Regions from separate parts of the Mus musculus genome. Here region 1 is linked to region 2. The links are chromatin loops, found by intact Hi-C in ENCODE. Cell type or tissue: left cerebral cortex. All regions are shown on one strand. Each heading gives the region's core, and the rest is flanking DNA. Links, peaks and the distances in the headings are about the cores only.

Region 1 (15,888 bases), core at 4,998-8,997, 140 kb before region 2:
TGTTGTTATACAGTCCAGGAACTGGTAAGTGCCCTCACCAGCGAGCATGGCAGGTAGCTTCACTCAGTGAGTAGCAAGGGCACTCAGCTCTGAGGATCTCAATTCATACAGGTGAAAATCCTTAAAGGACTCTATGATTTAAACTCTGGAGTCAAAGCTAGTGTGTGTGTCTGTCTTTGCTCCTGCTAAGACATGGAAACAAGTATTGGAACCTCCAGAGTGTTTAAATGGCTATTGAAATTTATAATGGCCCTTCAATTCTTACTATATGCTTAATAGTGTGCTAAATAAGTGCTCTTCTGTCTTTTATTAGAGCTTCTCAGAAACCCTAATAGGCAAGTATTATCTTGATTTTGCAGATGTGAAAGCTAAGACCATGAACCATGTGAGATTCCAAACCAAATAAGCTTGCTGCCATGGTCTAGGGTGAGGGTGCTGTCCTGTGCAAATGTTAAGTTGGATATCACACTGTATATTTGCTGAGTCTCTTTTCCTATAGGTTTGCAGAGCATGTCTGCAGTTTCTCGGTTGTTATAGATTTCCTACCTAACCGGGATGATGATGCACAGAACTCTAAAGCCAGTAGTGTGGCAACAGAATAGCACAGTATAACTCAGTTGAGACATGACTTCAAGACTCGAGACTTGGTAGAATCCTTTTACTTGGCCATCTGAGTAGAAATAGGAGTAGCTTTAAGAAAAAGGCAGATTCTCTAAAGGAATTTGGAGATATGACATCACTCCTGAGCAGAGCATATTAGAAGAAAGCAAACTGCCATACAATAATTTTCAGTTTCCAAGGCAACCAAGTGGAGAACACATCACAGGAGACAGGAAATATGGCTTGTTCATAGAATGATGCTACTGTGACTTCAAAACTGATCTCAAGTATTCTAGAATCTGCTGGGACATTGGGCTGTTTCTCAACTTATGTGTCTACTTGGAGAGAAAAGAATGTCTTTGAACAAAATGGCTAACTTTCACAAAACTGTCTTGCCTCTTTTAAACATTACACTTGATACGAGAAATATGGCTTAAGAACACATGATGTCTCAGAAGGCCCATGCGCACACCAGACCGCTGTCTTAGTACTGTCACTGTTGTAAAGGCACATGTTGGAACACATCCAGTCCTGCTGACCTGTAGATAATTATTTTTCTCTAAATGAACTGTACATTTATCTTAAATAAAAATTTATTTTTGAGATAACTGTTGCAAAGTCTACTTTTTCTAGAGACCTTCTTGGGGGAAACATTGGCTCAAATCTTCCATCTTTTCTCAGCTGAATAACTAAAGATGACACAGTTGGCCTTTAAAGAAAACAACAAGAATCATCCAGACATGAGCTGGTCAGGCTAAGATGACCCTTGTCTTGCCACCCTGAAAAGGACAGTTAGGGTTTCACCATGAGGAACAGTGTCGTAGTCACCTCCTCACCATCCCCCATCCCTATTCTTCTTCCCTTGACTGAAACAAAGTCAGTGCTGTGTTCCAGAAAGACTGTTGGACCAGCTCTTCCTCACAGGTCAGGCCGCACTCGACTGAAGGGATGATGCTCCGAGATGAGAGATAAAACAGACACTGAGAAGCAGGGAATTGCTCCTGAATTCTGAGCTTTCGTCAGTTCTCCGGAGGTCTATTGGAATTGGTTCGTGATAAAGCTAAATCCACATGAGACATATCTAAGAATTGGGCCTTGAGTGTTTGAATTATCCTGGGTGTAAACTGAGTTCAGAAGGAGCTAATTGGAAGATAGGGAAACTCAAAAACAGAAGACAGGAAGGGAGGGAGGAAGAAAGGGAGGGGGACACAGCTGGGGAAGGGAGGGAAGAAAATGAAAAAGAGGAGGGAAGGACTCTTTGAAATTTTGAAGTTCACTCACTCTGGTGAGTTCGTAATGAATGCAGAGGCACAACACATGGGACCGCCCTCCCACCACATGACTACCTTTGGTCACGGTCATACTAATACATTCTTCTGAAAACTATCACAGCCACCACCACGTGTGTCTCAGATAGAGGCAAGTAGATCTAGACTGATCTGATAATGACTACAGCTTTTCTTACACCATCCCTACATCATCATCATTGTCATTGTCGGGTTTTGGTTTGGTTTGGGGGTGGGGCTTGATGTTGTTTTGGTTGGTTAGCTGGTGTTTTGTTTGTTTGTTTGTTTTTCAGTAAACTTAAAATCTTTTACTCATGTTCACCTGGGGACCTGGTTTCTGATCTGCCTCTTTGAATTAATCACCCATTATGAGTGTTCCCTCCTAATTCTCTCCTTGAAACACTAGTATTGGTGACCTTTTCTACATGGAAAAAAAAAGCAAGAAGATTAATTGTCCTGTATTTATTGGCTTTGCAGAAGGTCTCACATGTGACATTGTGCTGATTAAAAAATGCAAGTGCCTGGCTAGAGTTCACCAGTTATACAGCAAGGTCTTTTTAATCAGTTGGAAAGGTAACTTATACCTTAACACCACTTGGGAAGGAGAACTTAACACACCCTTTGGAGTGACTCTGCTCAGTAGACAAGTCAGGTCCTCAGGGTAAGAAAAAGAGAGTTAAGTCTGGATAACTGAGGCTGGGATGTTGAATTCTGGAGCAGAATGTGTTTTAAGCCTTCAGTCCTTATATTTGTTTTCTCTATTTTAAAAGATGATGGTTCAATTATGAGTAGGTGTGTATGTCTATGTGTGAGTGTGTCCATGTAAGTACAGGTACCCATCAAAGCCAGTGGTGTTAGATTCCACTGGAGCTGGAGTTATAGGCAGTTGTGAGCCACCCGACATGGGTGATAGGAACCAAGGTTGGGTCCTCTGCAATAGCAGTTTGTGCTTTTATTTGCTGAGTCATCACTCTATCTCCCCATGCCCACCCCCCGTGATGTTTTCTGAGGTCTAGTTCTTTAAATGAATAGAACCATGGTTTTCTGAGAAAAAATTCTCAGTGGAAGATAGTGTAAGGTAGTTAGCACAGTATTTCTCCCTCGGGCCTCAGGGGAATAGTGGTGATGGTCTTTCAGAGGTTCTGGGACAGTTTCAAGATGGGCAGATACTGGATGGAACATCAATTAGGACAAAATGCAAAACTTGAATGAGCTGGGAGCCAGGAACTGATCCAACACAGGTGGAGACAAGAACTATGAAGGAAAATAAAATAAACCATGGAACACAGAGTGGTCTAATTTAGATAACATTTCTAGGACACTCTCCAGGGAGGTGACTGGAGGAAAACAAAACAAAACAAAACAAAAACAAAAACAGAAACAGATGAAGTGTGGGGCAAGTCTATGAGGGTAGGGGCCAGGTTCTGAGTGAAAAGCATGCATGACTTATCGCAGACAAAGCAAAGTGGCTTTGTTGCCACAGAGGCAAAGGCAAAGAATAGGAGAGAGAGCAACAGGGACCAAGTGCTGTCAACTTCAAGGATGGTGGTTAGAACTCAGGAATATCTAAGCGATGGAATAACACGAGATGGGGTGACACAGCAGAAACACACCCAATTTTAAAACGTTTCCACCGAACGCTTCGTTTGGGAAGCAAACACACAAACAGGGTGTGAGTTAGAGGACTATGACAATAGATCTGGACCAAGTTCATAGGTTTGGTGGGGCAGGTACTCTTCACATTTATTACATGAGGAAGATGTATGTACTGGATACCTCCCTGAATGGATGATGGGGTGTAACACGCCCCTTCATGCAGGCTCCTAGCTCAGCTGTGTCCTCTGCCTGAAGATACCAACCTGACTGCCCCAACTGTCTACAATGCACAAACCACATACATGGAAAAACTACCAATTCTGCAGGCAGTGTGGGAAGAACATGAATGGTGCTGCTCCTGAGCCAAGGATGTTGGAATCTAGAAGAATCTAGTTGTACTAGGAGCAGAGATCATTGCCTTCAGCTCAGAGGCCTCAACATGTCAGTCTGTCCTTTTCTATCTTCCAGGTGAAGTCATTCTAGGGACACATTTGGATTAAGTTTTTTGGAGAACAGAGCCATAGCCAAGCTCCTGGGCACCCACCTGTATATGGGCAATATTTTCTCTTTAATAATACAGTAGCTTTAGACACTCTTTTCTGTACACCAGCTGCTTCTCAGGTCTCTGCTAGCCACTTCGATTTTTAAAAGCTTCAGAGAACCATCAGAACTATTTGCTTGATGAAATGTTAGAATCCTTGCTCTTCTGAGTTAAGGAGGACCCTAAGTCACTGAGCCTTATACCTGATAAAGGAGAACGTGACAGAGCCCTGGTAGAGCAAAGAACCCACTCGGCAGACGTGACAGAGCCCTGGTAGAGCAAAGAACCCACTCGGCAGACTGGCTTCCAGCCACCCACAGTGTAACAATTCTTATCATAAGCCACAAAGTCACTGACAGCTCATGCCCTTGTGATACAAAAAAAAAAAAAAAAAAAGAAAAAAAAAAGAAAAAAAAGAAAAGAAAAAAGAAAAAAAAAGGAGGAGGAGGAAGAGAGACAGAGACAGAGAGAAAGAAATAAATGCAAGAAAGGAAGGAGGAAGACAGAAACAAAAAGAAAGACAGAAAGGAAGACAGAAACAGAGAGTATAATTGTCTCAGAAAATAAGGTCTTCCTAAGATCTAAAATTTGAAGGATTTTATTTAAATATGCTAATATAGGAACTGAGTTTCCAAACTGCCCCTCTGCTAGAATCCAAGTGTTAACAGCTTCTGAAAGAGAAGGCCACTTTCCACACATCAGTCCAGTACCAGTCTCACTCAGAAAAGCAAGCCTGCCTCCCAGTATCTCTGGATCTGGTGACCTCCAGGAAGAGAGTGCAGGACTGAGACTAGAGGCTTCGTGCAGTTCTCCTCGAAGCCTCTCCCCAGCAGCAGACACAACGTCCCCAACACTCTCAACTGTTTCCTCTAGGAAACAGATAAAGATTTCAATGCCTAATTAATAGCATCAATTCATCAGAAGTGGCATACTAGTTTGTGTGCAATCTCAGACTCTTGGAAACCCAGGAAAATTGAGGTGGAACAGTATCTGTTCTTGCCTTGGCAGAAGGCCTGGGAACATAATGTCCCTGGGAAAGGAGATTTCTATATTGCCTTAGAGATGGGAAATCTTAGTACTTACTGGAGAATGTCCCTGAGTTGAGTCAGGGGATTGGGCTAATCCATTGATCCAAAAATCTATTTAAAAAAAAAAAAAATCAGGCAGAGAGTAAGGTGGAACCAAAGTGTAGGGGGTAGAAATTTGTGCCTTGAATAAACAATAAGAATGTGAAATACACAGGTTTGAGTGTGTGTGTGTGTGTGTGTGTGTGTGTGTGTGTGTGTTCCTTCATCAAAATTTACTTTAGTGGCTTTTGATGAAAAGTACAAGAAAACAGCAGTCCTAGAGCTGGGCACATGTGTCAGCACATCAAGGGATGTGCTGTTCCCAGGCAACACATTAACTGAACAACTTTTATCTATAGAGAAGCATAGAGCCCAAGAGAGCATGCAGTCCAAGAAGTTTTGTTCATTTATGGTTCAAGTACCCTTATACATGTAGCTTGAAAGTGATGTCACACAAAGAGTTCAATCATGTTATATATGAAGCAAGGTTCATGATGTGAAGTGTTCTTCTTCTGGTATCATGTTAGAGATCAAGATGTTTCTATTTTGTGTTTGTGAGTTACGGATGCGCAACCTGCAATCTTGACATGATGAAGTACATGGGAGGAAAGGCACAGGTTGTGTACAAGTACCACCATTCAAGGAAACATAGGAGAAACTCTGACATCCATGAAATTTGGTTGGCAGGTGACCAAGCCAGCTCAGTCAGTCAACAGGGTTTCAAGGGAGGGAGTGAGGATTGAAAAAGAAGGAAAACAATTAGACAACACTAGAACATGGCTCCAGCCAGTGCTGAGGCGGGAGCAACTCTATGTCTCTCTAGCCTGCTTTTATATCATTCTAGGTACATCCAAAAACTACGGTCAGTTCTTAGAGCAAAGACAAGGTAGTCAAGCAAAGTAGTAATCAAGGCGATCACACGAGATAGTAATTAAGCAAAGTAGAAAGGCAAAGGGTCACACAAGGTCATAATTAAGTAAAGTAGTCAGCAAAGAGATCACATAAGGTAGGAATTCAGCAAAATAGTAAGAAAAGCCCCATGATCATTGCTTCTAATATTCTTATCTGAGCCTACTTCCTTGTCCAAGCCCAGTGACAAATGCCAAATTCCTAGAAACTGCACCAAAAGCCCTCAACAGACAGGGATCCTGGGACGTATGCTTGGTGTATACTGAGGGATGACTGAAACACAAATTCTCACATTTAATGTCAGTGACTTGGGATCTCCTGCTGTCTCCCTATGAAGTCTAAGGATGTGCACGCCTCAGGCTAGAATGAATATATGAGTTGGGACTCATCCATCTCAATACCTCCATTTTTTCTTTTAGTGTTTCTGTACTCCTAAGATACAATGTATAAGTCCTGAGATGGCACCAAAATGGATAGAGCCAACCACAGAATCAGTATCTTTTGTGACGCATACTGTGGGGGGTCCTGTATATAGGTGTAACAATTGAAAATTTCACAAAACCTCCAATTCTACATTGACAAAACAACATATTTTCATTAAAGGACACAGAAATTAGGGTGGAGCTGAGCTGTTAAGCATCCTCCGTGGCGATCATTGTCCATAGAACCAGAAGGTGCTGTGCAGAATGCTGGAGGAGAACCTTCACAGTCTTACTCAGCTTTGAAGCTTTTGTGCAATAGCATTAACCTACCAGCAAGATATGCCTACCGTGCAATTGGTGGTATGAGTGCTTTGCAGGCGGGGTTGGGGGAAAGGTCACTAACTGCCTTCTGATTGGATTTGAGGACCACTCCACAGGAGGGGACACATCCCTGCTACAGGAAACCCACCCAGACCCCTCTGGCTGGTGAGAGAAATTAACAAATCTAGCTCCAGCAGTGAAATGTTGGCTTTCACTGTGGCTTGGGGGGGGTTGGGGTCTATTTTGATCTTTCAAACTGAACCCTTAACTATAATGTCTGTTTTCATTGTGAAGAAATTACCACACTGGTACTACCATGAGAGTCTGGGCTGAAAGCTGCGAGTTTTGATCTTAGCTGCTTCCTACTTGCCTTACAATTCTGGTAAATTCCTTTCACTTACTGACTCTCCATTTCTCCACCTTCAAACAAGCCAATGATAAACTCTGACTCAGTCACTGCACACAGTTGTTATGAGAACCAGATGGGAAAACAGATGCGCACTATCCAAATGTGAGCTCTCTTTCCCCCCAGAGCTGTTTGAATAAAACACATTTGCCATGTGCACATTTGGCAGGCTCACATCCCAAATAGAGACCGTACTGAAGTTTGATGCCACAGACCTTTGGTTTACAATAAGAATCACAGTGCAGGGTGTTCTGTGGTTAAAATAACGCCACCCACACTGTCAAAGCCAAGACTTTCACACGGGTGCCAGTGAGCCCTATTCTGTAATCCAATAAGTCTTCTAGAGATGTTGACTATGGCTTTCTCCTGGCAACAGTTCTTAGCATTAGCAAGGAATGTGTTCTTTACTAACACACAGGTTTTGTTGGACTCAAAGGGCAGAAGAAAATCATAAAAGATACTCTTAGAAAACTTGTATCTTAGGAGATAATTTCAAGAGCAATTACAGATTTACAGGATGCTGTAGTTTTGATCTTCAAATAAGCCCACGTCACTATTCTTACAATTGGCCTTACTAAGCTTTTTATTTGGCCCTGTCCTATGCTGGCAGCTGATGCAATGCAGGGCAACTTGGTGAGAGCAGCCGTAGCAATCAATCACATATTGCTGTATTATTCCCTTCAATACAATGAACACTGTGGAAGGAATTTCCCTGAACACCATGTCTAGAACAGAAGACCAAGTCCAGATTGTACTTGATCATAGGACAAATCTTCAGAGTTGTAGGCAGCTGGCAACTTTGCAGAGTGGTGTTATGAGTAGGTCCTTTGGATTTCTCAACATCTACGGTTGTTTAAACATACAAAGAAAAGGAAATCCAAGATAGTCCTTGAAAAATCCGACTTCTTTAAAAATGTTCTGGCCTGATTTCATTCTTGGTACTTCATAGAGCACGCGTGAAGCCAGGCTAGATTTGTTCAGCTTCACGAGAAGCTCCAAGCAGGAGGTGCCACTCCTCAGTGTCCATGGTGACAGCCTTCTTATAGCCTTCCCAGGAAGAAAACATTCCTTTCAGTTTCCATCAGAGAGAGTCACGTTCCCTCCTATGTTAACAGATCTCCCCAAGCCTTCCGAAGTTAGCCAAAAGCTTTATCTTCAGCAACATTGGCAATTAGAATATGTTTTCTTCAGTGTCTAGGCTCTCTCCCTACCTACAAGTGCTAGATTCAGTTTCTTGAGCAAATTGTGTAGACACCATCGTTTTTTACACCATGGGTCTGCACATGAGACTGGGGTTCAAAGCCATCCCCAACAAATACTTAAGAAAACAGTAGCATGGTGCTTACCTAATATCTTCCAGAAAATTGAAAGCTATAGGATATTTCTCAAATTATTTCAAGATGCAAACGGTATTTTGATACAAAATTAGATGAAATATTATAAGAAAATAGGCCAATGCACCCCATGATCAAAGACATAAAAATTCTTCAGGTATACATCTCTACTTATTTAATGAGTTATTAAGAAATAAACAATGCAGTCTCTTATTATAAATATGGATTACCTACTATATTTTACTTAGAGTGGAAATAATCTTGTCCTGCTTCTAACACTGATATATTGCTTGCATCCATATCCTTGCTTACACGAATTTATAGGTTATCATCATTTATGAAGGCAAATGAAAAGAATTCCCAAAGAACATGCTGGCAAATCAAATTCAAATGTATAGAGTACATAATCTGCCATGACCAAATCATAATTCCCAAGCTAGTCCAGGAATGCTAAATATTAAGCAATCTAATACGGCATGTCAATGGATTGAGTAAGGAAGAGCTTAGAGAAGGCTTTCTGTAAAAGTCAACTGACAACTAAGTAAAAGCCCTTTGAAATCCAAGATTGTAAGGAAACTTCATTAAAATGGTAAAGAGCAGGAAGGAGAGAGAATGACAGGGAGAACATACAATCTTAAGGGCCAACATGACATTTTTCAAAATTACTGCCATGTGCTTGACATTTCTTTTTTCTAAGACCCTCAATACAATGAAAGTTTAATGCTTACCAAGGATGCCTGTGGCTCGTTCACACTCGCTCTTCATGCTAACCACCTCCTGGACTCAGGCCCCTTATGTGTCTCTAGTCTGCACCACACAGAGTGGCCTTGGGTTGTTGGGTCACTTGGTGCCACAGAGCTCAGACTGTATTTCACCTCCTATTTTGGCCAAAGAGTCAAGGCAAAAGTGTCTATGAGTCACACCACTGACAAGAGATAGGAAGAAAGCCAATGCAACCGAGAATGTGGTCTCCTTATACTTCATCAAATGAGAAAGCTTTTTGAAAAGACACCTCTTTAGTTTTACATTTAAAGAGCCATTTATCTCGTTAGCACAGTTTTTGTCTTATAATTCAAAGTATTTAATAATGACAACAATTTTGCAGTTTTCTTTTAAAAAATATTATTATACACATTTAAACACATGAACGCTTGATTATCTCTCTCACATTATGAACATTTTCCTCGGTAACAGATTTGTCTAAATAATCCTTTTATCACCCAAACATCAGGGCAGGACTGAACCAGGACTATGTTCTACTGTTGGCTTCTGTTTTGTTCCAATTCTCTTAAATACTGAATTGTAAAGGAATATATAGACCTACTCTCATCCACACAGCAAATTGAAAACCTTTTAGATGTCTTTCATAACACAGATCATTCTCTAATCTTGACAGGAATCATCAGCTATACAATCTTAAAGAGACAAACCAGAGACTTTTCATAGATAGTAGGATGAGCAAGCTAGGAATCAACATTGTCCATTAATCTGTTTTTCAAAATCAATCAATCAATCTATCTATCTATCTATCTATCTATCCTATCTATTTGTATGTATGTGTTTGTATGTGAGTTTGTATATGTGTATAAATGGACATGAATGTCTGTGTGTGTATGTGTGTGTGTGCGTGTGTGTGTGTGTGTGTGTGTGTGTGTGTGTGTGTGTGTGTGTGTGTGTGTGTGTATCATTAGTTTTTCGGTCTCTATGGAGACCAAAAGAACATGTCAGATCTCTGGGAACAAAATTTGAGAAAATTCTCATATTTAATTGTAATAAGTCAATCGATGGTATCTAACCAAATAAAAAATAAGGCAAAACAGTAAAATTATATAATTTGGAAAATGGAGTGTGATAGACTATTAGCAATAAAATCAGTAAGAGTTAATGATACTTGTCTCTGTGTAGATACATTTGGGAAGAGGCATGAGTAAGAAAGTAAATGCTGGGTTTCATTGTATCATTGTGGAACCTTTTGACTTTTAAATTGCCTGCTCTAAAAATAGTAACTTTAAAAAAGAAAGCCAGGTGCAAACAGAAGAGAGGGGGCTGCTTTATGCTTTGGCATAAGGAAAATAAAACTGACATTCTAAGAAACCTAATGGCTCTAACTCTACCGTGACAGAGGGGGATGTGTGGGCTGCATGGGCAATACCACAGGCATAAAGACTGGACTCTGGCTTCAGTTTAAACATCTGCACAGCTTTCCAAATACATACCTGGTTCACAGACCGTTATCTCCGTGGTATCCACTCCCTGAGCCAGCCAGGGAGGACATCATCTATCACTGAGGCACTTTTGGATCAGAGGACCAAATATTTGCAAGTAGAAAAGAATGATGGGAAAGATGAGATGGTGTAGGGATGGGGAGAGAATACAGTCATTGGGGAGAAGGTGGGAGGGCCTATGAATTAACTAGTTTATGCCTGTCTGAATTTTGCACTATGCTAAGCATCGCACATACACAATAATGTGACAATCATCATTTCTCATTGGTCCATTTTACCAACAAGAAAGCTGGGAATCTGCAAGAAATCTATCAACTAAAGGTACTCACCAATCAATTGGTGTGTGTGCAGGGCATGGATTTGTACCAAGTATGCATGCTTGTACCAAAGTCTTATGCCATGATAGAATTGAAAAAGAAAATCAGAGACCTTTGTCTCTGAGAGACCTTTCCTTCCATTCCCTGAGCTCATCTATATAGGATCTGATATTATGCCTTACCTTTTTAAACTATGGCAGGACACACATAACATAAAAGGTGTCGTTTTAACCACTTCAAAGGAAGCAATTCAGAGGAACTATTTTAGTTTGGTATCTATTGCTATAATAAAACACCATGATCAAAAACAACTTGGGGAAAGGGGGGGGGGTATATTTTGACTTATAGCTTACAGTCCATCATGAAAGGAAGCCAGGGCAGGAACTCAAGCAGGGCAGACACTTAGAGGCAGAAGCTCAAGGCAGGAACCTGAAGACAACTGAAGCACAGACCATGGAGCAATGCTGCTTACTGGCTTGTCCCCATGGATTGCTCATCATTCTTTCTTATATAACTGAAGCCTCCAAAGCTGGAAAAGATGACTGGTTCATATAAAGGTATAGCCTACTGTAGTTTTAGATTTAAAAAGAACCCAAAACTTTTATGTGCCACTCTGATGGCCTGTAGTTCTCAACCTTCCTAATGCTGCAACCCTATAACACAGTTCTCCTCTTGGTGTGGTGACCCCCCACCCCCCAACCCTAAAATTATTGAGAGAGGCTAAGCTGACTCCATGACAGGATTCAAATTGGCAGTTCAGGAGACTAGGCCTAAATCTCTGTTTCCAAGAACTGGGCAAGTCCAGGCAAGTCCATGCCCTGCCACCTGACCTGAGGCAAGGCCAGTGGGTCAGCAGCAGTTTCCAGACTTACTCAGCAACAGTTGCCATCCCCCCATCCCCCATACCAGCAAAGGTTCTGGAATGTCTCTAGGGATAGAGCCAAAAGATTACAATAGAGGCCACCTACCCTATCCCAGAATTTCCATAATGTTCTTTAAATTGGGCCTGCAAGCTCACTAGGGCACCTCCATCTTGAAAGGTGGTAGACCCCAGCATGCTGGACTTCTGCAAATAAAACACTCTTTGCTTTTGCATACTATTTGAGTCTGGGATATCATTCTTCAGCAAATCGTGGACCCTTAGATTTGGGAGCTCATCTGGGATTCACTGGAGACTGCCCTGACCCAAAGAGTGGAGTGTTTTTCTGACTGGTAAGTTGGCTTTCATCATCTCTGTGTTTCTGTTTCAGATTTAATCTGGAGGCTGAGAGGGACAGGGCAGACAATATTTCGTCACCTGGCCAGGGGCAATGGAGGACACTCCAGACCCCTTACTAGAGGCAGGAGAACTTGCCAGTTCTCATCTGATTTCTGAACCAGGTCTGTGGGCCTCCCCTGAGCAGGGAGGTCTAAGACCGCCTGAGACAGCCTTTTCCCTCCCCACCCCACACCCCTCCCCTGGGAATGTATCTGTCTGTGTGAGTTCTGTTTCTGCTTTTTTGTCCTCTCCTACAAACTTTTCTTTGATTCCTGGGATGGAATAGGCACAAAGCACCCGGTCCTGAGACATTTTAAGGACATTTGCAGAGTCCCGGAAGACTTTGGTCTGGTTGTTCCTCTCCGCAAACTAACTGTCTTCTGCAGGAATGAATGGCCCACCTATAAAGTAGGATGGCCTGAGGAGGGAACTTTCTATATTCCCATCATTTACAGGGTAAAGATTAAGTATATGAGGTCTGGGGTCACCCAGACCAAGTGTCACATATCACCACGTGGCAATATCTGGTTGAGAAGCTCCCTGTTTGGATGAGACCTTTTTTTGTCACCAGCCTCTCTTTCCCCACCCTTCTTCTTCTTAAAAGGTCATCTTCATCCCCCTGCCTCTGCTCCCAGGGAGGATCTCTGTCACCTACCTTATGTTCCTGCTGCTACTGCCACTGCATGTGCCCAGCCAGCACAAGCAGAGGGAAGAGCAGCCCCTGACTCCCCTGACTCCACTTGGAATTCACCTCACATTTGGGCCCATACTACCCAGAAGACAGACTCTACTATGGCCTTACTCCTCCAGGCTACAGGACCCCTAGATGCTCAGGGGAGACAGTTCATGGCATATGTGCTGTTCGCCAGTAATGATCTTTACAATTAAAAGTTGCAGAATACCCCATTTTTAGAAAGACCATCAGCTCTCACAGGTCTTCTAGATTCAATCATGCAGACTCACCTGCCCACCTGGGATGACTGTCAGCAGTTGCTCCAGTTCCTCTTCATGTCAGAGGAGAGAGAGAGGGGGGGGGGATTGTGGGAGCTATCCAGAAATTGGTTCCAGGAACAAATGGGCTGTCCACTCAAGTCCAGGCTGATATTGATGTAGCCTTTCCTTTGAGTTGACATGTCTGGGATTTTTACACTGCTGAGAGTAGGGAAAGTCTCTGGGTCAACCACCAGATTCTGATGGGGGACCTCTGAGAGGCTGCCAGGTGACCCACAAATTTATCTAAGGTCAGCCAGGTGATACAGGGAAAGAATGAGAGCCCGAGGGAACATCTAGAAAGACTTTTTGAAGCCTATAGGACCTACACTCCTTTTGACCCAGAAGCTAGAGCATACCAGTCAGCTGTGAACATGGCTTTTATTAACCAAGCTGCCTCTGACATCCCTTGGAAGCTTCAGCCACTGAATGGCTTTGTAGCCTGCCTCTGGCACCTAAAAGCCAGCCTCTATTTGCCTTTGAATGGCAAGATTTGGAGAAAGGCTTCAATGGACAACTGAGTTGGACATGCCTGACACAAGGATTCAAGAACTCACCCACTATCTTTGACAAGGCACTGCATGAGGACTTGGATGAATACTGGAAGGCCCACCCCCAAATAACTGTGTTCCAGTTCGAAGATGACATCCTGATTGTGGGGCACCTGACCTGGAGACATGCCAGGAGGACACACGAGACCTGCTACAGGAACTGAGTCAACTTGGCTACCGAGTGTCTGCTAAGAAGGTCCAGCTTCGTCAATTTGAGGACACCTATCTGGGGTACATATTCAAGCGGGTGGGGGAGGGGAGGGAAGCCAACGAATGCTGTTAGATGGCAGGAAGCAAACCATCCTTAGCATCCTAGTTCCATCAACCTAAGGAAAGTACAGTAATTTCTGGGGTCTGCCAGGTCTTATAGATTTTGGGTGTCAGGGTTTACTGAGATAACCAAACTGTTATATGAGGCCACTGGGGCAAAAAAGACAAAATAGAATGGACCCCTGAGATGGGACACGGCTTTTAAGACTCTAAGAAGAGCCTTATTGGAGGAGCCACCCTTGACTCTCCTGGACATTCACAAATCTTTCTACCTGTAGGTGGATCAGAGAAAGGGGGTAGCAAAGGGGGTATTAACCTAAACTTTGGGACCTTGGAAAAGACCTGTGGCTTGTTTAAGCAGCCATATCTGATGGCCCAAGGATGGTCAACCTGCTTCTGGATCATAGCTGCACTGATAGTCAAGGATACTGACAAAATAACCATAGATCAGGAACTTATCATCACACACACACCCCATGCTATTGAGGGGACTGTCAAGAATCCACACAGCCAGTGGCTGTCCAACACAGACTGGTGCACTTTCAGGCTCTACTTTTGAATCCCCCTCACATAAGATATAACCCATCATCTGCTCTAAACCCAGCCACCCTGCGACCTGACCCTTCCTCAGATGGGCAGCATGATTGCTGTAGTTCTGGGGCATGAACAGAATAGCCAGACTTGACTGACAGACCCTGGTCAGAAGCAGAATGTGTCAACTTCATGAATAAAAGCAGCTTCATCTAGAATGGAATCAGGTGTGCATGGGCAGCGGTAGTGGACTTGGACTCTGTTATCTGGGGAACTGCCTTGCCACCAGGAACTTACACTCAGAAAGCTGATCTAACAGCTCTAACCCATGTTTTAAAACTGACAAAAGGGGTCACAGCTCATCTCTACATTGGCATAGTACATGGCTCATGTTCATGGGTCCATCTACCAAGAGAGGGGATTATTGACTGCTGAAGGAAAACCCATCAAAAACAGGGAAAGAATACTTGCTTTATTGGAGGCATTATGACTTCCTCTCAAAGTGCCCACAATTCATTGCCCCAGGCATCAGAAAGGGACATCAGAAATAGCCCAAGGGAACAGGCTAGCTGATAAAGCCAAAAGGGAGGCTGCTCAAGCTTCCACTGCCAGCATCCTAGTAGCTTTGCCGCCCCCTGCACTCCCAGTCATCCCTGAATATACTTCTGAAGACAAATGACTTCAGGTAAAATGCCAAGTAGATCTCAGAAGAGACAGATGGTTGCTGACCTCTGAAGGCTGCACCACTCTACTGAAGGAGTTTGCTAAGCAACTCCTTCATCAGATTCATCAAGCTTCCCACCTGGTCACTGAAAACTGAAGGAATTTTGTGCAAAATATTTAACTTAGGACACTTGGTTGATCAGGTAATCTCAGATTATGTCACCTGCCAGGCTGTGAACTCCTCAGGCCCCATCTAGGAGCCTCTCCAGGAATCAGAATCAGGGGTCAATGGTCAGTGGCTAATTGGGAAAGATATTATACAGAAATAAAACCAGGAACTTATGGATATAAGTATTTGCTAGGGTTTTGTTTGTTTGTTTGTTTTGTTTGTTTTGTTTGGTTTTTGGTTTTTTTGAGACAGAGTTTCTCTGTGTAGCCCTGGCTGTCCTGGAACTCACTTTGTAGACCAGGCTGGCCTCGAACTCAGAAATCCTCCTGCCTCTGCCTCCCGAGTGCTGGGATTAAAGGTGTGCACCACCATGCCCGGCTTATTTGCTAGTTTCTATAGATACCTTTTCAGGATGGGTAGATGCCTACCTTC
Region 2 (15,888 bases), core at 6,730-10,729:
ATCAACTGCTGGCAAGGTACCAGATGGACCATATGTCTCCAGAAGGCTGTTATTTCCAGCAGATCCATATGTAGACTTGGCTTAGATACTGAAATGCAAATGGCAGAATGATTGATTGATCTAGTAACAAGACCAAAACTCCTACCTGGTCAAATGCTTCCAAAGAGCACATTCCTGCTCTGTGATGCTGGTCTCTAAGAGTCCATCCACCACTGCCTGTTATAGAAGAAGCAACACCACGTCATCTGTATCCACTAGCAGATACATGGATAGGGCTGGCAACATGAGCCTTAAGTGCAAGACAAGTTCTACTTAAAAGGAGAGTCTGTTTTCAAGCATCTGGAAGTGATTTAAAATATCGAAATTATTCATTATGCTTAATTGTAGTCATTAAGAGCGCAAAGTCAGATGATTCTCACGACCTTACCAGACCGTTATCACCCCCCACCCAAGTACTCAACACACGAGGCATCAAGAGATAGTCATGTCTTCTCTGGATGTAATTAAGAACAGAACACGGGCTAACATTACTCACTCCCACACCTCTGATGCTCTATCAATCTATCCACGGGCTTACAAACGTGCTGACTTGTGGGGTAAGTGAGTGGGACATTTTTCTTTTTATGAAAGACTCTAAAGCATGATTCCTTGACAGCTCTGGGAGAGAGGGCATCAGGAGGACACTGTGTGGAGTACAGCGTGTTTGCAGGCTGGAGTGCAGAGTAGCTACTTTGTGCTACCCATAAAACGCAGACTAGACAAACAGCACAAGGCATCTTCTGGGTGGGACCACTCACTCATGTGAAAAATCTTAAGCATTCATCCAGACACAGTGCTTTGCTCCAGGCAAAGGTCCTAGAAACATAACAGGGATGGCAAGGGAGGAGAAGGCAAACATAGGAAAGCTGGGATCAGGTGGACTGGGATCACTGGGGGAGAAGCCGCAGCACCCAGGGAGCTTAGTGTGTTTATGTATCAGTTCAGTTTACAGCTGAACAAGGAGGCAGGTTAGTCTAATCTCCGTAGGAGCAATCTCCGGGGCAGGCTTTGGAACTTCTATGGGGCTGAGACAGTAAGATCACTGACCTGGCCACACCCATGTCAACAATACACTCGCTTTCACTCCCCACAACATAGGCTAAGGGACTTGGAGCACCTTGGTGATGTCTCAAATTTAGAAGGAAATGGGAGAGAGCATGGTGTGACCTGTCTCCCTGGCTAAGCACCATCACAAAGTTAAGAGGCCAAGCTTTGCTTTTTCTTTCTTGGGCTGCTGGTACCAGAACTCGCAGGTCCTGCGTGCCAGGCAACTTCTCTGCCATGGAGCTGCACTGCAAGCCCCAAGTGGGTGGTAGGGCTGTTCAGTTCACTGTAATTGGCTCCATATAAACTGATGCTCTAAGACATCATGTTCTTTTACTCTTTTTCCATTTTTGCCTGGGCTGGCTTCAAATTCAAGACCCTCCTGCAAGGTCCCCAAGTGCGGGGATTACAGGTAAGCTCGTACAAGCAGCCTTCCTCGTGTTCTGCTCACCATTATTCTCAAGGAATGCATACACCTCTGCAAAGTTCAACTTAAAAGGTTTTCACTCATTTAGTGTGTATGTGGTCATGTTACAATGCATATGGAGGTCACGAGACAATCTGGGGGAGTTGGTTCTCCCCTTCCACCACGTGGATCCCAGTCAACAAACTCAGGTTGTCAGGTTTGGTTTCAAGTACACACTGAGACATTTTGCCTGCCCAAGATTTACTCTCAGAAGAGATTAGCTTGCTCTAATTAAAATTCAATCTTTTATAAAATTTTACGGAAAATATAAAAAAAAATGCTAACTCCTGTCTTGAGTTTGGTCATGCAAGAAACTGTCCTTGGGCTGGAGAGATGGCTCAGAGGGTAAGAGTACTGACTGCTCTTCCAGAGGTCATGAGTTCAAATCCCAGCAACCACATGGTGGCTTACAGCCATCTGTAATGAGATCTGATGCCCTCTTCTGGTGTGTTTGAAGATAGCTACAGTTTACTTATAATAAACAAACAAACAAACAAATAGAAACTGTGTCCTCAGCTGGATGTGGTGGCCCACATCTTTAATCGCAGCACCAGGGAGACAGAGGCAGGCAGATCTCTGTGAGTTTGAGGCCAGTTTGGTCTACACAATAAATTTCAAAACAGTCAGAGCTACATAGCAAGATCCTGCCTTAAAAAACAAAAAATAAACATGCTCTTTATTGTGTATTTGAATATATACGTTTTAGGTACTCGGGACTTCATACTACATGTTTAGAAATTCACCAGAGCTAAGAACTCAAGTCATTATGGAGAGCGTGAATTAGAACTACAGAGGAAACAGCTGCTTTTTCTACAAGCTGCACAAAAGCACCTTTCAAGTTATGTACGTGTTTTTCACTTTTAAAGATTAAACATGTTAGCACCCGACTCTCATCTCTCTAAACGGTCCTTTATACGGAGAACGAAAACTCGAGTCATGGTATGTTAGCCACACAGAAGCAAATCAAACTGTCTTTCCCCACTCTCCTCCTCACTCCATGCCTAGAGGATCCAGCCAACAGTGGCAGGTGTCATGCCTGGGAAAGGGCTTACTACACCCCAGCACGAGAGGGCAGGAGAGTCCTAGAAGCTGCATTAGTAGTCCTGGAACCTTAAGTTGGGACAGGTAAGGCACAGACAATTCCTCAGAGGGTCAGATGGCCGCCTTAGTATATATCAGACATGCAGAGCAGCAAGGACAGGCCTCTGTACTAAAAACGCCTGCTACACAAGTTCTCATGGTCTACAGATCTCCAGTTTTGCCGCTGAAAGCCAGCTGTATTTTTAAAGTCCAAACATACTACCTACACTCAATCCTCTACAGTTCCCCCTTTTAGTCACACTATGGGCTCTGACTATTTTAGGGATTGTTCATGGGACAATGTCCTCATTCTCCTTGGAAGGTATTTACCCTGAAGGCCCAAATACAAAGATCAGACTTTCCCAGCAACGCTGACTTCAAGCGAGGACCCATCATCTCCTGATTCCTCTAGCACACTTCCCTCCATGTGCTGGACTGACCAGAGCAGCTTCCAAACAAACCTGATGGAACTCAGTCTGCACGGCAGCTGAGGAAGCAGCTGTCCCCAGTGCAGGCTGCCCTGGCCACAGGCTTCCCGGAGTTCAGACCACTTTCCTGCTCCACTATACACACTCTGTTTGAACTTCATGTCCTTAATTCTTTTGTTATAACATCCCTCTAAAGTTCACCTACACCAGGAAACCTTCTCAGATCATAGCTGTCTCCTTTCCTAAATTAAGCCATTCAACCACAGAGCACACACCTGGGCCCACAGATCACTGCCATACTGTGTAGTACTCAGTCTCACAGATCAGACAGTTGACATTAAACCAAAGGTCTCTTTTAGAAACAATTTTATATAAATAGGTCCTTTAACAAATGCATGCACAGAGCGTCCAGTTGTGAGTATGAGAGATTCCACCTTCTCCTCTGGGAAGCGGGTTCCCGCTTGCTCATCCTGCTGCCTACGCAGTCAGCTTCTCAAGCAGGGTCTGGATGCCTCTGCTGCTGCTTTTGTTTTTTTCCAAGGTAGGAATCAGGGGTTTCAGTCCACCTTTGACTTTGTTTACAACTTCTTGGTCACAACTCTGAAGAAGGCTGGAAGGAGGAAAAAGATTAAAAGATTAAATTTCACACAAGCCCTGAATCTACAACACAACCCATATTGACAGGGTAACCAATCCATTGTTGAGTCACCTCCTGTACAGTATATTATACAGATTTTTAAACATTTACAAGATGAGGGTCACCAAGATGACTCAACAGGTGGAACCCATATGGTCCAAGAGGAAAACGGAATAAAGCAACTTGCTTCCTGGCTCATCTGTGTGCTGTGGCATGTATGTGTATATAGATACCCACTAAAGGAACAAAGAAATGTAGTTTAAAAGAATTAAAATTCACCAAATGAGAGTAGTCCACATTCTGAAACGATGAAATGCTTTATAACCCCGTGGGTGGAGACCCGGAGGTAAGACTCCATCGATGGTGATTATCTTCTGACTTACTTGCATCCTGCCTTAACATGGTTTGGCAGGCATGGGTGGTGGTCTAGGCTCCTATCTTTGAATGTTTGGATCCCATTTGGCAGAACTGTTTGGGAAGGATCAGGAGGTAGAGCCTTTGGGGTGGCCTTTGTGGTTTCAAAAGCCCGTATTACACTCAGTCTTGCCCACCCTGTCTTTTACCTGTGACTACATGTGAGTTCTCAGCTACTTCTCCAGCACGCTGCCTGCTTGCATGCTGCCATGCTCCCTGCCATGATGGGCATGGACTTACCTTCTAAAACTGTGAGCAACCCTCTTCCCCAAAAAACCTTTTATTAGTTGTCTTGTGATGGCTCGCGCTCTCACTCTCGCTCTCTCTCTCTCTCTTCCTCTCTCTCTCTCCTCTCTCTCTATCCCTCCCTCCCACCCACTCTTCCTCTCCACAGCAATAAACATCGACTAAGACAGCAATCTTATCCTGGTGACAATCTCAAAAGCAGAGGCCACATGGTTCACTCATTACGGACACAGATGGCTCCATAGATGAACTCGCCCTAGTGAACAGGTGTGGCAGACAAAGCATGGGAGGAAAGCAGACCTTGGTGACCCTGTCACTGAGCTCTACACCTATAACATACTATGCTGTGGAAGTGGAAGGCCTTCACCTTAGAACGTCCCTGATTTGGCCAGAAACTGCCTTCTGTCAGTAACTCAAGAGCATGGTAATTGTCTTAGACTCAGTTTTCTTTAACAACAGAATTCATCTTCTCCTTCAGGTTGTTTGCTTTTGGTTGGAGAACTGAATCCAGGATCTCACCACGGACTATGTAGTTTATGGCTGCATTCTGCTGCCAAGCTGAGCTATACTCAGGCTCAACCCACTCACACACTAAGCCCACATTCAGCCACTGAGATAACAGTTCCCAGAAGGATGTTTTTTTGTTTTGTTTTGTTTTGTTTTTTTAAACTAGACACTGATACTTAGTAAATACTCAATGAGAACCACTACACAGGGCTGGGTCACAGGCACCTGACTGCATGCCACCAGGCCCAAATCTCCTTTTCTCTCCCAAGTTCTTTAGGACTACATTTAAATGTTGCCCTCTGAAATATATTCTATAAGGAGATCACCTGGCATTTTCAAGAGCCCCTGGTCCCAGTAACTTTCATTTATATCAATAACGAGGAAGCTGTGTTAAAAGTACTAGGCAGCATCCTACAGCTCACAGGAGATGACAACAGCTACTAGTAGAGTGCCCTGTAGTGGACCTGTCACTCAGCGTCCTTATGTTAGCAACCTGGCTAAACAGCCACTGTATTACATGGTATACATAAGTAAGTCATACACAGACACAGTGAAAGGCACTATATATGCCTTGTTTTCTCAAAGCAACTTTAAGATTATTAACTTTTTGCTTTACAACCAAGAAAAACCAGAAAAGCTCAATGACTTTGCAAACCATGCAACAGGCAGGGCTCGAGGCCCAGGCAGACTAAGGCCTGTTTTCCTAGCTGCTAAAGAACTCTACAGTGTTATTCCTTAGCCAGCATACAAGGCTTTTTCCTTTCTACCCAAAATGTTCCTTCAGTAACCTAATAGCAACTGTGAACAAACAACATTAAATAGTCCCAAAAGAAAACACAAATTCTAACTAAAATGTAAACAGGCAGGGAAATTTGGCAAACAAATTCTACTCAACTGTCCAGCAAACATGAAGACTACCTTTGAAGCCACACAACAGTTGAACTTCTGTTTAGAACCTTAAACACTATGTATCTCCATATAGTTCCAGGCAAAGCTCCACAAGAAGCACACTGGATCATTCGTATGTCTGATCTACCCAAGGGAGTGCTGACTGATAAGCAAACTTTACCCATTAATTTCATAGCATCACTGAAATTTCCACTTGGTTGGGCAGAATGAAAGCATGTGTCAGTAGGCGTTAACATTCCAAAGGCCTGGTAAGGAAATGCAAGTCAAAAAAGTTCCTGTTGCAGCTAATGGGTTCTGACTCCTTAACATCCCCTCAAATATTAACTCATTTTACTAAGAAACAGACAGCTGAATATACATGTAATAACATACAATCAAATAAAATGACTGGTTTAAAAATGAATTCTCATGTATCTACAGTAGATCAAATCATATACTAGAATACTGAGCCTAGTTTACAAGTTACAGTAAGGCTAGACAGCAAGTTCCACATATAAGGTGGAAGCTTCAAACCGGTAAAAAAAAAAAGCTTCTCACTGTCGGTACATGTGCTGGCTAGTATTGTCAACTTGAAAAGGAAATCTCAAATGAAGAATTGCCTCCAACAGACTGGCCATGGGTCGCTTTCTTGTTAATTGATGTAGGAGGGCTCAGCAAACTGTGACAAGTGCCATCCCCAGCAAACTGTGACAAGTGCCATCCCCAGTAGGTGGTCTTAGTCCAGGCAAGAAAAGCAGCTGCAGGTGAACCTGGGAGCAAACTAGCAAGGAATCGGCATCTGCCCACAGTCTCAGCCCATGCCTTAAACTTTGCCTTGGCTTTGCTCAGTGATGGATTCTGATCCAGGAGTTCTAAGATAAAATAAGCTCCCCAAGGCTGATCTTGGCTAGTTTTGTATAAATGAGAAGCAAACCAGGATAGCAACACAGCAGAAAACCAGTAACAGCACACAGATATTATAAAATGAACATTTTAAACAATGATCCATACATTATAAACTCAACATAACCAATTCCAGAGAGCAGTCTATAACTTGGCCTCCATTTCCATATCATCAACTTCTTGTACTTTAACAAATCTCTATCAATCTGGAAATCACTAAAGACAACAAAATAAACTATAAAGTTAGGCTTGGCTTAAACAGCTCTGTGACAGTTTCCACAGGCATGCATCTTACTCATTAAGAAAAAAATATAACTACATTTTGGTCAAATCTACAAATGTAGTAAAACTGTAAACATAAATTTCTGTGACCCCTGACACCCAAAGATGACACTTAAATCTGAGGACTGAAGAGCTGTATTTGCTTAAAGAAAAGTTTAGGGCTGGCGAGATGGCTCAGTGGGTAAGAGCACTGACTGCTCTTCCAAAGGTCCTGAGTTCAAATCCCAGCAACCACATGGTGGCTCACAACCACCCGTAATGAGATCTGACACCCTCTTCTGGTGTGCCTGATGACAGCTATAGTGTACTTACATAAAATAAATAAATCTTTAAAAAAAGAAAGAAAAGTTTAAGTCGCATCTGTTTACTGTTTTTTGTGCGAGCACACAAAGCTCCTTGCCTCAGCCTGAGAGTATGGGTAAGAGGACAACTTGCAGGAGGAGTTAGTTCTCTCTTTGTATCATGTGGGGCCTGGAGATGCAACTCTGGTAGTCAAGCTTACTGGCAAATGCCTTTGTCTCACCGCCTCTACAAGTACTTTTTCATATTTGTCTAGACTAAGAGTGATGGAGTAATCCCACATTATTGGGAATAAACTCGAGAAAAAGAAAGAAATGAAATAAGTGTCTGTGTGTGTTGCATGACACAGCTACCAACCTGGAAAGAATAATGGCACCTCGGTTGATGCTGGCCCAGGACTTGAGGTTCTTCATACCAACACGCTCTACAAGGGTTTTTGCAAAACAACCTGCAAAGTAGACTGATACTTAGTGGGCGCCACATGCATATCCCCTTAAGTTAATATAAACACTAAAATTCTAGTATAGATCGAGCACTGTGTTAATAAAGCCAAGTTTCTTAACTCTGATGCAACTTCTAAACTATCTTTTAGCAATAATTACCCAAGAAAAACAAATTATTTTTAAAAAGCTTATTTGATCACATCTGTACTTTTGTAATATTTAATGATTTAACCTTGACCAGCAAGTAAATGTTTGACAATATCACTTTACCTGTAGCCAAAATTAGTTCCTACAGAAAAAAAAAATTAACTAGAAGGGACCAGTAACATGGCTAGTGACTAAAGAATGAACATTTTGGCTTACTCGTGGCAATTTCTTTCTACAATGATTTCGTAGCCACCATAGCCTGTTGTCCCAGCTCTGGAGGCTGAGGCAAGAAGACTGCCATGGGTTTCAGGCTATGTGATTCCTCCATCCCAAACACCGTTCATCTGTAACTCTCTTTCCAAGGCCTTAGCCTGTTGTTCCCTGTACCCTCTAGGTGCAGCTCATTCTCAGCCAGTGACTGGGGTTTGGGAAGGAAAGGGTGACCTATGCTGATGGCAACAATCTCACGTAGGTACTGTGTACATATAATAATTCAAAGACACGCATGGAGCACACTTAGCTCTTGTGGTAAACAAGGACAGCTAGTGAGGCTGTTTGCTTTCCAAAGGTGATAAAAACAACATGTTCTCCATGGTGTGCATTTCTAGATGCTGCCAGTCCCCCATTAAGGGTAGAATCTAAGTCTTCTGTTGAATCTGGGTGGTCTCATTGCCTGGACCAACAGAACAGGGTAGAAGTGAGATGAGATGACATCTAAGGACTAATCCTGAGGCCTAAGCATACGTGGGCTGTTTCCTTGGGACGCTCAATCTAAGCACCAACACCCGGGGCTGAGGACCTCAACTCAGACTCCTAGAAACTATGTATGGCTGGAGCTTGTTATTATTATATACCTAATATTCCCAGGTGGGATGAGATGTGGAAACAGGGCCCCTAGGAGCACAGGGGCCAGCTAGCCCAGCATATGGAGTGACAGATCACAAAAGACAAGCTCTGTCTCAAACAAGGTACACTGACAACTGAAGCTGTCCTCTGCACTCTACACATGTGCCACGACATGCTATGTCCATAGTCATACACATACATGCCATAAATAAAAGAATAAAAATAAATAAAAAACAATTAACCACCATGATGTGTGCAGGCCCAAGCAGTCTAGGACGAGGAAGTGCGGCTAACACTGGCGGCCCTGTGGTAGGATGAGGAAGTGCAGCTAACACTGGCAGCCCTGTGGCTGGGCCAGCAACACTGTGTAAACTCCAGTGCCCAACAAGGAGCCTTGAGAGGTAGGGAGAAACAAGCTCCACTAAAGCCGAAATCCTGCTCAGTGAACCACTAAGCCGAGGGAGCTTGTCACACAGCAATACATAACCCGGATAACAGACACTTATTCGTGCTTGAAACAACAACCACTCCAAGCCCACCAGCCATGGTTTAGGGCTTTTGGTGTCTTAATTATAAAAAAATCATTAGAAAAATGTTTGGAAATTGGTAACTTGTCAAACTCACCTAAACAGAGCATCAATGTTTCCAATAATGAAATTGCGGCAGAAACCAGTCCCAGGTCTTTATGTGACAGTACCACCCTCCGCCCTCCACTGGAAACTGTCTCCAAAAACAAATCCATGACCTCAGCTCAAAGCTTTTCCAGCCACCGTAACAGCTCATGGTATTTGCATGGTAGGCAAGCAGTCTACTAGTGAGCTGTAGCCAGCCCTTGACATTTAATCATTACTTACTTATTCACAGGCACGATTTCCACATACTTGGCAAATAGTACCTGAACCTAAATGGTCAGTATAAAGTCAAGGAATGCAAAAACTCCATGTAACACACACACAAAAGATAAGCTGCACAGCCTACCTTCCTTTCCGCTTTCTTTCATCTTTTTATCTTGCTCTAGTAACCATTTGAGAACCAGATGTCCTGCAGGATGCTCAGCAACATGAAGCTACAAGAGAACCCGACACGTTATTGCAGAAGCTAGTAAATATCTCTGGTCCCTGAGCCTATCTTTACCCCACGTGTAGACACAGATGTGGTTACGTTTCAGTTTTAAGAAATCTTAACCCAGGATGCCCATCATATACCTAGGGTGCAACAAGCAGCAAAGTAGAAGATCATAGCCCCTACAAGGTAGTGCAGAAATTAGTTTGTTTGAATAGCAACATACAATGCTCATCTAAAAAATCAGGTAATCTGTCCACTCTTCCCATGGCAACATTGTTCTAAGATACAAAGAAATCTCTGGGGAGAATGCTACATGGCGTTTAAATATTATTCTCTACAGTGACCTAATCAGCAGGCCAAGAAAACATTCTGCAGCTTGCTTGCTGGCCCTACCAACTGTTCCCACAGTAACAGTGGTCTCCCTTCATTTAGGATGAGAACCAATGAGCACTATTTCCATAGAGAGCAGTATTTCATCACATTCATCTGTCTGCTCCAGGAAGGCAGGGGTCTGAGCTTCAGCTGACAGTCCACTTGTCTCTTCCAATCCACGTTGTCAAAAGCATGCCACATGTCAGACATCAGACACTCAATACCAGAATCAAGTGCGGGTGGGGATTAACACTGCTGAGTGCCAGACTAGACCCATGGCTAAAGGGAATTAGACATGGAATGAATAACTGTGCTGTGAAAAAGATTCTAACTACTTACTCAACAGGTAGCCCCAACTTGTTTCCTCTAAAGGCTCCACTGTGGTCTCCGGGGCTACATCCTCAAGGCTTTAAGTAACCCTCGCCATCCAGTCACTCTTGCTAGACTGGTGTGGACGCAGGTGTGCCTCAGACCAATTTTCGCTAATGACATGGCAGGAAAGCCTGGCTAGAGATGGTCTTCCCTGACAAGAAAAGGCCTCCTTGCTCTTGCTTTCCTTCCTGCCTGAGAGCCTGATGTGAGCAAGTGCTGCGGCTATGGAAGCTGGCCTGAACTAGAACACACAGGGAAAGAGGGCAGGGCAAAGGAGCCCAACAGGGGAGGCTGACTGCCCTGTGCAGCACACAGCCTTTGTACTGTGACGACTCAGTGCTGCTACCACAAGGCATTCCATTATGTGTAGTTTACTGTCACCAGAACTACATCACTAGTTTAAAGTCCCTTGGACGGAACTAAAATGCAGCTGTTAGCATTCAGCTAACATAAAGGTGTGCATAAAAGTGACACGTACACTTCTGTCCAATGGATTCCAAACTCGAAGGGCAGGGACTGTCATTTCATCTATCGAGTATCTCTTTAAGCATTCCTGACAGATTTATTGCCTTTTCGATTAATGAATGAAAGGCTTAACTTGAACAGCTTATTTTATATCCTTGAGCAATGCCAGCGATCATAATGAAAGGCTATTCTATTTAGCACATAAAGGCTTTTGTGAGACTAACTGACAGTAGAGGTCAAAGATCCAAATAAATAAATAAATAAAATAAAATAAAATTGGTGGTTGCCTGTAACCAGCTGCTAGTTCAGAGCTCCCGGGTCTTACAAGGCAGCACAGGACAAAGGCAGTCCGATCGATCGGCGGCCCCTGCCTTCTGCTTGTGGCCGGCTGATTTGCAAACACGAGTCTTGAGCTCCCAATGCTCCCCTCCTCAGAGCTGCGGTATGGCTCCCTGCAGCCCACGCTCTTCTCCACCATTCTTGACTGAGCTGCTAACCCTTCAGGGCCCAGTGTAGCCTTTTCCAATTCCAGGAAGGCTACCTGGGGACATGCTGTTCTTATACAACCCCTTAGAATCCACAGTTGTCCTTCAGTTTTTGTTTCTATGTTAACTTAAATAATTACTTTCCTTAAATTGCATGTCTTCCGAAAGCTTTGGGGTGCAGCAGAGGACGGTGTTGCCTGCGGTACAGCACTAACAAGGCACACACAATCAGTGAACTTCAGATGCAACGTAGAATCACACCATGCCCATGTAACTACAAACAAGAAGGAACAACTGTTCTGTCTGAGACAGCCTCACCCAGCTCAGTCAGGCCCTCCACTTCATGTGTAGGAGAATGACCTTGAACTCCTATTTCTCCTACCTCAATCTCTCAAGTCTAAAGCCTAGGTTTGTGGTTATGCACCCGGCTGAGTGAGTCTTTTTTAATGAGTCAAACAAAATTAGGGAAGACTTCAAGGAGAACTATGGGCACTGGAATGCATTAGGCTTTGAATGGATGGAGCACAGGACAAACAGCACTTCACACCACAGGAAGCAGCTGCCACAGCAAGCATGGACTACTCTGGAAAGGTAGTGAAGGGGCAATCACAGATAACCATAAGTCATAGCACATGTCTGTAGGCACTACAGGATCTCTGCATTCTGGGGAAGACAAGTGCTACCACCGGCACTCTGAGTTACCGTTTTTAAATGTACTACTGGCATGACTGTTGACCCTCTGCAGAATCCACATCTGGAGATACTATAGGCCCTGGGGCTCTCCTACTATAATCACAGTACATCACCTCTCCGTCCTTGCCACCAGGATGCAGTTCTGCTGCTGCCAAACTGGCGATGGCATCCATAGCAGGCTGAACATCTCCAGTAGCAGATCCCAGCATGTCAGACACCAGCACACATGCAGACTTATCCAGCACCACCTCTTGAGTGTGTCCTTGCAGGTAGCTCAGCAAAGCTGGAGAGATGGACTCCAAGAGCTCACGCCGGCGGATTGCAGTGTCCTTCTTGCTGTCGGAATATGTTGAGTGAGGTGGTAAGCTAAGTGACCAGTCTTGTTATCACAAACCTCCAGGAGCTTATCATAACCCAGGGCACTATCTCCTGTAACTGTCAGTCCTGCCGAGCATGTGGACAGTGAGTGAGTCAAGGGCAGACTAGGTGTCATCTTTCCATCCCCAGGATCTGAACACTATCTGGCATGGAGCAAGACTTCAATAAAGGAAGCTGCTTTCTACACCACAGTCACAAACGAGTAACCAACCATTCCCAATCCTGCCAATCTTCAACCAAGTAGTGGCAAGTCATCATGTGAGACAGGACGTGTTCAGAGTACTTTATAGATGCTCTCAGGACATTTAAGTATAAGATACTGACAACTCTGAAAGTAAAGTAAAACAAAAAGCAAACTATTCACTTGAATGCCTACTGTGTGCCAGGTTCAGCTGTGTTCTTTCAGCCAGATACTGCCATTTCCTTCAAAGTAAGCTCTTGAGACTATGGAATTCACTAAGAAGTCTTAGGGAAATGGAGGGAGAGAGGGAGGCATCTAGAGGATTTCTTGGAGTCATGAGCTGGCCTTCACCTGTGCGCGTTGCCATCACCCTTCTGCAGAAGCTCGATGAGCTCGGGCACCGTGTGGGCGGGGTCTCTGGGGCTCATCAAGTACAAGAGGACTTTCCTTCCGTATTTGTCATTAACTATGCTGGGCAAGGAACTGATGATTTCCTAGATAATGGAAACAAAAACGTCCACTGTTTATTATATTCCCAGAGTTCCGCTGAGATTTGATGGGGATGAAGAACACACCCTGGGTATTTTCCTCACTCCACTCACATCACTTGTGACGTCAATTCTGACATGTCTTATCAAAGCACAAAGAATTACTTTCAGAACTGTTCATTCTCTGCTGTGGTGGCCATTATTGAACAATCTGTTTGAACTAACTGATCAAACCCAAGGACTTTTTAAAGTTAGAAGAGCTACCTCCACTCATTGTGAGTATGGGTCAGGCCGCTATTACTAAGGACAGCACCTACTGCGATCTGAGTGGACAGTCAATCTGCAGGAGACTTAATGTAGCATGAGCCTTGATGAAGCACGGACCTCAGAACCTCCCTGCTGAGCCAGGAGACAGGAAGCTGCTCTGCTAATCACAAAGAGTATGAAGGCTTAGCTAGGTTGCTTATTCATAGCAAAAGAAGGCTGTTTACTGCAGTAAAAAATACACACAGGGAGATGAGAAAATAATCTAGCAAGAAGATGCCCACCATCCTGAATTGACATCAGCATTGCCAGTAGTTAGAACTAAAGTGATACTGCTCCCCACTCCCCCCCCCAAATGCCTAAGGAAATCATCACAGAAAGTCACTGAATTCCTTTATCCTACTTTATTTTAGAGACAAGTTCTTGCTGGGCGGTGGTGGCGCATGCCTTTAATCCCAGCTCTTGGGAGGCAGAGGCAGGCAGATTTCTGAGTTCGAGGCCAGCCTGGTCTACAAGGCTGAGAGTTCCAGGACAGCCAGGGCTATACAGAGAAACCCTGTCTCAAAACAAACAAACAAACAAAACAAAAAACAAAAAAAAAAAGAGAGAGAGAGAGAGACAAGTTCTTGCTAGGTAGCCTGGAAAGGCCTTGAACTGAATGCTAGGGTTACCAGCATGAGCCACCACACCCTCAACTGTTAACAGAGAAAATGCAAAGGGAATCCATCATGACTTGTCACAACACTGTTTCCAAAGACATTGTTTCCAAAGCCACACACAACTGAGCAGAAGTTACCTGAAGCCACAGACAGTACTAGCTTACTTGCTAAGTTTATAGGTCAGGATTAGAAGCAGTGATCCGACTAGACCCGAATGTGACTCCAAATCTGTCAGATCCAAAGAAAGCACACCCCTCCTCTGAAAGGAAGACCTTCTCTTAACATGATACATACTCAGGTCTGCTTCTAGTTTTGTTTTAAGATTTATTTACTTATTCTATGTATATGAGTACACTGTATCTGTCTTCAGACAGAACACAAGAGGGCATCAGATCCCATTGCAGATGGTTGTGAGCCACCATGTGGTTGCTGGGAACTGAACTCAGGACCTCAGGAAGAGCAGTCAGTGTTTGTAACCTCCCAGCCATCTCTTCAGCCCCGGTTTTTTTGGTTTTTTTTTTTTTTTTCAAGAATTAAAAAGTATCTGTATTGTGTATGGGTATTTTGTCTGCATGTATGTCTGTGCAAAAGATGCATACAGTGCCTGCAGAAGCCAGAAGAGGGTGTCGGATCCACTGGCATTAGAGCACTGTGAGCTGGGTACTGAACCTGGGCTCTGGAACAGCAGCCAATGCTCTTGAGCACTGCTCCAGTCCCCAGTCTGCTCTTAAAAAACAGACAGACAGACAGACAGACAGATAGACAACAAAAATACCTCTTTATTACTAAGTTAGTGTTTTAGTACAAAGGATTGAACTAAAAAGTCAGTCATCAACCACAGCATCACAATACAGCAAAACTTAGAATCATGTGTTGATGATAAAATCCCCCAAAGTAGCATTATCTGTGCTTTTGATAATGAGATATTTAATGATCCAAAGTCAGGGAAGCTTTTGTATGTCCTCAGTGCACCTGAACTCTTTTTCATGGCATAATAAGGAAAGGTAAGAGGCACCAAGATAAGGAATGGCCTCCCTGACAGGTCCCACACATAAGAACCACTCTAAGGGCACTGCCAGGATGAACAACTTCTGTAACTGACATGTCAGGTCCTTGCTCTGACCAAGCAGGTCTTTGCCTAGGCTCCTTGGCATTCTTAAGAGGTGAATGGTTCAAAGCAAAGATGCACACAGGCAATGGAGTTAAAGTGGTCACACAGTTTCCATGAGGACAGAAACAGGACAAGCAACAGAAACCTGAGACCTGAACCTGCCACCTTCCTGGTCAGAGCACAGGTGTCCGCACAGCCCGGGAGGCTTCTGCCTCACGTTCCGCGGGGGTCACCTTGAGAGTGTGGAACACAGAGGCCAGCAGCTTCTGGAACGGGCGAGAGCCACAGAGCCTCTGAGGCGGCGCCATTTCCGGCTCAGGACAACCTGCCACCTTCCTGGTGAGAGCACAGGGGTCCACCCGGCCCGAGAGGCTTCTGCCTCACGTTCCGTGGGGGCCACCTTGGTTCCGGGACTCCGCGGCGGGCAGTCTGCAGGCCAAAGCAACACAGCTTCTGGGAAAAATCCTGTTTTGGCCCTTCATCTTCGGCCAGGAGGAGGTCCAAACACCAGATAACTGTGCACCTCCCTGAAAGAGGAGAGCTTGCCTGCAGAGACTGCTCTGACCACTGAAACTCAGGGAAGAGAGCTAGTCTCCCTGGTCTGCTGATATAGTGTAACAAAATCACCAGAGGAACAATCTCTAAACAGAGACAACTATAACAACTAACTCCAGAGATTACCAGA

What was found. Peaks named below come from ENCODE experiments on the same cell type or tissue, not always from the same donor. Only the 100,000 strongest peaks of a DNase experiment are listed, where the experiment ranks them.
Region 1: it touches region 2 in a loop (2.0-fold over the local background); 2 of 42 quality-filtered maps call a loop at or near these places.

Annotation. Positions count from the first base shown.
Region 1 is chr19:27,253,019-27,268,906 of GRCm38, forward strand. Gm35438 (a long non-coding RNA gene) reads right to left here. Exons shown (of 8, transcript XR_003952921.1): 3 at 9,211-9,360. Vldlr (very low density lipoprotein receptor) reads left to right here. Exons shown (of 18, transcript NM_001161420.1): 18 at 1-1,213. Among named protein-coding and RNA genes, the nearest start is that of Vldlr, 44 kb to the left of the region's middle. In left cerebral cortex, for the core only: no CTCF peak of the experiment used is centred there; DNase peaks (open chromatin) are centred at 7,258 and 8,079; H3K27ac peaks cover 280 bases.
Region 2 is chr19:27,386,647-27,402,534 of GRCm38, forward strand. Pum3 (pumilio RNA-binding family member 3) reads right to left here. Exons shown (of 18, transcript NM_177474.5): 14 at 13,033-13,175; 15 at 12,236-12,458; 16 at 9,649-9,736; 17 at 7,592-7,682; 18 at 2,052-3,667. The coding sequence ends at 3,535. Among named protein-coding and RNA genes, the nearest start is that of Pum3, 35 kb to the right of the region's middle. In left cerebral cortex, for the core only: a CTCF peak has its summit at 8,972; no DNase peak of the experiment used is centred there.